2 separate regions of the Homo sapiens genome follow, and region 2 is linked to region 1. A link is a contact called in ENCODE Hi-C or POLR2A ChIA-PET data. All regions are on one chromosome and are shown on one strand. The core of a region is the stretch at or near the end of the contact, and the rest is flanking DNA. Distances in the headings are between cores, read along the strand shown.

Evidence for each region. A loop is a pair of places that touch in the nucleus more often than their neighbours do. ChIA-PET counts read pairs that join two places held with the same protein, here RNA polymerase II (POLR2A).
Region 2: a map of PC-3 shows a loop between it and region 1 (2.8-fold over the local background). The contact joins the enhancer-like site here to the promoter of SCP2 in region 1. A Hi-C loop is called at or near these places in 1 of 168 maps with a recorded cell type or tissue (PC-3). POLR2A ChIA-PET finds 5 or more read pairs at or near these places in 1 of 52 experiments (Panc1).

The regions. Positions count from the first base shown.
Region 1 is chr1:52,925,988-52,928,627 of GRCh38, reverse strand. SCP2 (sterol carrier protein 2) reads right to left here and starts at 1,352. Exons shown (of 16, transcript NM_002979.5): 1 at 1,163-1,352. The coding sequence starts at 1,231. RefSeq lists enhancers at 930-1,019, 1,030-1,089, 742-1,257 and a silencer at 1,310-1,589.
Region 2 is chr1:53,109,264-53,111,903 of GRCh38, reverse strand. The region is part of intron 3 of SLC1A7 (solute carrier family 1 member 7); the gene reads left to right. Among named protein-coding and RNA genes, the nearest start is that of SLC1A7, 32 kb to the left of the region's middle. RefSeq lists an enhancer at 61-785 and a silencer at 1,153-1,447. Within about 2 kb of position 1,288, at least 9 of the 41 ENCODE cell types and tissues checked have a DNase peak (open chromatin) inside an H3K27ac peak, as active enhancers do; they include PC-3, where a contact is called at or near this core.

The DNA.
Region 1 (2,640 bases), core at 103-2,602:
CGTATTTTTAGTAGAGACGGGGTTTCACCATGTTGGCCAGGCTGGTCTCGAACTCTTGACCTCAGGTGATCCACCCGCCTTGGCCTCCCAAAGTGCTGGGATTACAGGCGTGAGCCACCGGCCCCGGCCTATTTACATGTTGGACTGAATTAGGTACGCTCAGCCCACTGGTAAAATAATAAACATTTTAGGGCTGTTTTCTCAGAAATAGAACTCTCCCTAGGAACTCTTTCACAAAGCATATCCATTTAGTATTGTTCAACTAACATTCACTGAGGGTCTTCAAGCATCAGGAACGTTCAGGGCGAGGGGCACAGCAGTGAATAAGCCAGGTACCCAGTCTAGAGGAGCTGCCATGCTAAGAGGGCGCGCAGACGCCTATGAGCTTTAGTACTGCCCGGTACTGCCGAGCACAGTAAGTGCAGGACAGAGGTAAGCACAGTGCAAGGCTCTAGGGGAAAGTCAGGAGGATCCGAGGCGTCCTGGAGAAGATCCGATCTGAACGGATCCTTTCAGGATGCACAAAAGTTAACAGGTGAAGATACACGGTACAAACAGAACAGAAGCAAAGCAACAGAGGCATCAGACAACTGCGTCCGGGGAGAAACGAAAGGCAGTTTGGCATTAAGGAGCATGCGGGCGATGAGGGGAAAACGGCCGTGGGAGCCTGCGGCGTCCGGGTCCCAAGCAGTCACTGGAGGGACAGAGGGAGGCCGGAATCTGCCACTCGGGCCGAGGCGCTGGGCATCAGGAGCGTTTCTCCTCGCCATCCACATCTGGAGCTGTCTCTGTGAGGGCTCCTGTGGGGGCTGTTCCTGGGAGGGCCGAGCAGGCGGCATTCGCGACCTGCCTCCCTCCGGGGCAAGCCAGCCCACACACCTCGGGACTCCGCTCAGAATCTAAAGAGGTGAGATCCTTGGATTATCTCGGGGCTGCTTCATGAACTCTGACCAGAAGAAAAGGGAAGGAGGAAGCAGAAGGCCGCAGGAACCAGCCCGAGACGCTATGACCCCAGAGATTCCGCAGAGTACAAGCCACCAAGTCGCCACGCCGATGACCCACGCGCGGAGCAGTCGAAGCTAGGAGACCGGAGGGACAGAGAAACCCAGGCACCGACCGCCCCCGAGCCTCAGAGGGCCAGCAGGGCCGCTGCTCGGTTTACCTTGGTCATGCCAACCCCCACCACGAACACCCGGCGCAGGGTCGCAGGCTCCCACGGGGAAGAGGACATGGCTGCACCAGTGCGGGACCGGGGCGGGCGCCGCGGACGACTGCCGGCACTGACAGGCGGAGACTGCACCAGAGCTCCCTGAAGCCCGAAGCCAGGGCCGCGGGCGGCAACACAGGCGCGTGAGAGTGCGCGTGCGTAGGGGCAGGAGGAGGGGGCGGGGTGGGGCGCGTCCTGTGGGGCGGGGAGCGTTCTCTAGCCCTTAGGCAGCCGAATCCCTAATTTGCGGACTTGGGCATGGGACTGAGTCAACCTGTCCCCATCTCTGATCCTGTGCTTAGGTTCTGTACGGTGAGCGGGAGTAGGCTTGCAGTGGGGCCTAAGACTGAGAGGAGGGGTTGGCCGGAAAGCGGACTCATGAAAGGTGACCCTGAGGAGAGCCGTTGGGGTTCGTGTTGGAATTGGCCTGTGTCCTGTTAGCGGTGGCAGTTGAGAGTGAATTCATGAATTTAAACTCACAGGACACCAAGAAAGCGGGGATGGGCAGGATCTCACACATGGATACAATGTCTAAATCAAAAAACCCAGGCTCCGTCACCAGCTGCGTGACCTTTTTAATCTTGTGAACAAAAGTTCTCCGAAAAGGAATTTGGAAGACAGAGACTTTATTCCAGCAAACCGGGGAGAAACAGCCTTCCATGTTTATTGGAGACCGGAGTCTCGCTCTGTCGCCCAGGCTGGAGTGCAATGCCGCGAACTCGGCTCACTGCAGCCTCCGCCTCCCAGGTTCAAGCAATCCTCCTGCCTCAGCCTCCCGAGTATCTGGGATTACAGGCGCGCGCCACCACGCCCCGCTAATTTTTGTATTTTTAGTAGAGATGGGGTTTCGCCATGTTGGCCAGGCTGGTCTGGAACTCCTGACCTTAGGTGATCTACCCACCTTGGCCTCCCAAAGTGCTGGGATTACAGGCGTGAGCCACCGCGCCCGGCTCCCCGGTTTATTTTATCTTATGTAAAAATGCAGATTCATTGAGCTAGATGAATGCATAAGTGACTATTTCTCTACCCCCCTCACATGTGAAGGTTGATCAAAGACTCAGAAGAATGCAACCGTTTGCCTCTTATCTACCCACATCTTTTTAAAATTTATTCATCTTTCCCCAATATCTGCCCCTTCCCCTATAAAAACTGAAGCCCTCAAAATCATCTTTGGAGAAAGGCACGGACCTGTCTCCAAAGATGATGCACGTCCTTAAACTTGGCAAAATTAACTTCTAAATTAATTGAGATCCGTTTCATATACTTTTCGGTTTGCAGTATCAGCATTTAGAAAGGCTCTCCTAGAAGATTCTAAGGATTGCTTCTTGGCCATTTGGCTAAGATCAAGTTTAGGAGATTCTAAGAAGCCCCCTCTGTGCTAAGTAAAGAACTACTGAGCTAGGACTAGACCAACTTAGTAAAATTGCTGCGCT
Region 2 (2,640 bases), core at 39-2,538, 180 kb before region 1:
TCACCTATAGGGTCTGGAGCCAGAAAGAGATCCAGGCAGGGTCTGTTCTGTGTTTGCTTACTTGGCTGGCAAGACTTCATCCAATACCAGGGCTTTGAACACCTTCTGGACTCTGGCACTTCCGAATTTAGTCTCCAGCCTGGAAAACTCTCACCTGAGTTCCAGATTCTCACATAAAGTGTCTAGAGGTATCTCAAAATTAACAGGCCCAAGCTCAACTCTTGATTTCTCCATAAATCTGCCCTTTTCTCGCCCTGCCCATCTTGGTCTGACATCTCTCATTCTCTCATACCCTGCAGCCAGTTCCTCAGCAAATTCTGTGAGCTCTACCTTGAAAACCAAATCCCAAGCCATGGCCCTTCCACCTCCCCTGCCACTCCCGCCATTGCCGCCCACTCCAGTGTCTGGCCTGGCCTCCGCTTCCTCTCTGCTTCCTGTCCTCTGTTCTCAGCACTGCAGCCAGAGGCATCCTTTTCAAAACCTGCTCTCAACCCAGCACATGGCAACAAAGTCGTAGCCTGCACCGCAGCTTACAGGCACTTGCTGACACACATCAGACTCTGACCTCCGCCCCAACTCTCCCTTTCCCTGCCCTGGCTCCAGCCCCACCCGCCTCGTTGTCCTTCCTGTCTGGGTGTCATTGCCTCCTCTCTGGGTGGCCCTCCCTGCAGAAAGCATGCAGCTCCTTCCCTCACTCCATTTACATCTCTCCTGGGTGTCGCCTCTCCTGAGACCTCCCAGGCTCTGCCTCTCTGTTGTCTTCTCTTGAGTCACTTCTCCTCATAGCCTTTCTTACTACCCAACATGATCATATCTACGTGTTTCTTTTCCTCCCACATCCACTGGAATGTAATATGCCCTGTGAAGCCTGGCTCTTTAACCTCCGTTCCCTGCTGTATCCTGGAGCCTAGGACAGCACCTGGCACCGAGTGGGTGCGCAGAGTTTGCTGAATGCACACGTGGGGTTTAAGGTCATCAGTGGCATTGGGGTCTGATCCCCAGGAGGAACTGGAATGGTCCAGGGAGAATGTGCCCAGCAAGCAGGTGCAGAGGCCTAGGACGGGCCTTGGCTCACGGCCGCACTGTGGGCTTTGCACAGCAAACAGAGCAGGGGCAAGCAGAGAGGCAGGAGGAGAACTAGGAGAGTGAACATCCTAAAGACGAGGAAAGAGGAACTTCAAGAAACCTCATTTGTAAGATCTGTTATTTCTAGGATCTGGTAACTGTGATTCATGGTTTCTTGGGTCTTATGATTCAGAACGGCTTCTCCACATGGTGGAAGGAGGTATCGGTGCTGCCTCCTTCACCACTGCCTGCCCTTACTCAGGGGCTGCGGGGCTCCAGATCAGAAACACGTGCCACAGTCAAATGTTCCAGAGTGTTTCCTGCTCTTGGGTTGCTTTTCACGTGGTGAAAACTGATCCTGCTGCTTAGAGCCGCACCCCCCACGCCCCAGCCCTACCCCACCCGCTCTCAACCCAGAGGCAAGTTGTTCTGCAAAGCTGGGTGTTGGGCCTCGCTCTCACCGTTTCTTGGTCAGAGAGCGGGGCTACAGGGAGAGAACACAGGCGTCCTGGGACAGGAAACCAGAACCTAGGAGACCTGTGGCCTCATCTCCACTCTGATAATAATAAGTTACTGTGTGGCCCTGGGCAGGCCAGTTCCCCTCTCCAGGCCTCAGTTTCCCCAGTGATTTTCAAGATCCCGTCTAGCTCTGTGGTTCTGAAACACAAAGGCCTATGAGCCAGTGAGGAGGCTGCAGGGCATGAACCAAAGCTTCTGGAGGTGGGTTCTGGGAGATGAGGTTGGGAGGGCTGGGCAGAGCCCAACCTTGAAGACAGGAGGCCCAGGTTGAGGGGCTGGCTGTTAGGCTTTGGGAATGGGAAGCTGGTGGGTTTGGGAAGGATGGATTAGAGCAGGGTGGAGTGGACAGAAGGTGAGCAGAGGCATGGATGGGGTGCCCTGGGAGGAGCACAGTCACTTCCTTTCCATTCAGCTCCGCTGTATTCAGCTGCTGCTCTGGGTGAAGACATTGTGCTGGGAGCTGGGAAGCAAGTACAAATGCCCCTCACGCCCCCACCCCAGGGCTGCCCACCATCTTAGGACAGACGGACAAGTGGGTGCACTGACAGCCACTCCTGATGCTCTGAGAGGCTGTGAAGGAGATGGGGACACTGGCAGTGAGGGACCAGGGGCCTCCTGACCCTTGCCCTGGCCCAGAACAGGTGCCTACCAGGTGCTGAAGACTGAACAAAAACACTGATGACCAGGAAGAGAACTGAGAACCAGGGCAAGTGGGACAAATGGAAAGTGGGAGCCCACTGCGTGGGGACATAAGGCACACCACAGGGGCAAAGATCTGCATCCTTGTCTCAAAGATGACTCCAGAGGAACACAACAGGCCATGTCCCTGGATGACCCTCCAAGACAGGAATTCATTTTCCAGGGCTCCGGGGGGCCGCTCCAGAAGGCTGGCGCCTGCTCACAGTGCAGCACGCAAAACAGAAACCCAAGCAGAGCACTAATCAGGTCTGGCCCCTTCTCTTTTTTTTCGAATCTTATTAAAACACCACAGAGATTAAGTAATGACTGGGCTCTATTTATAGCTCCCAACTACCCTCTCAGGGATTGGAGGAAGCT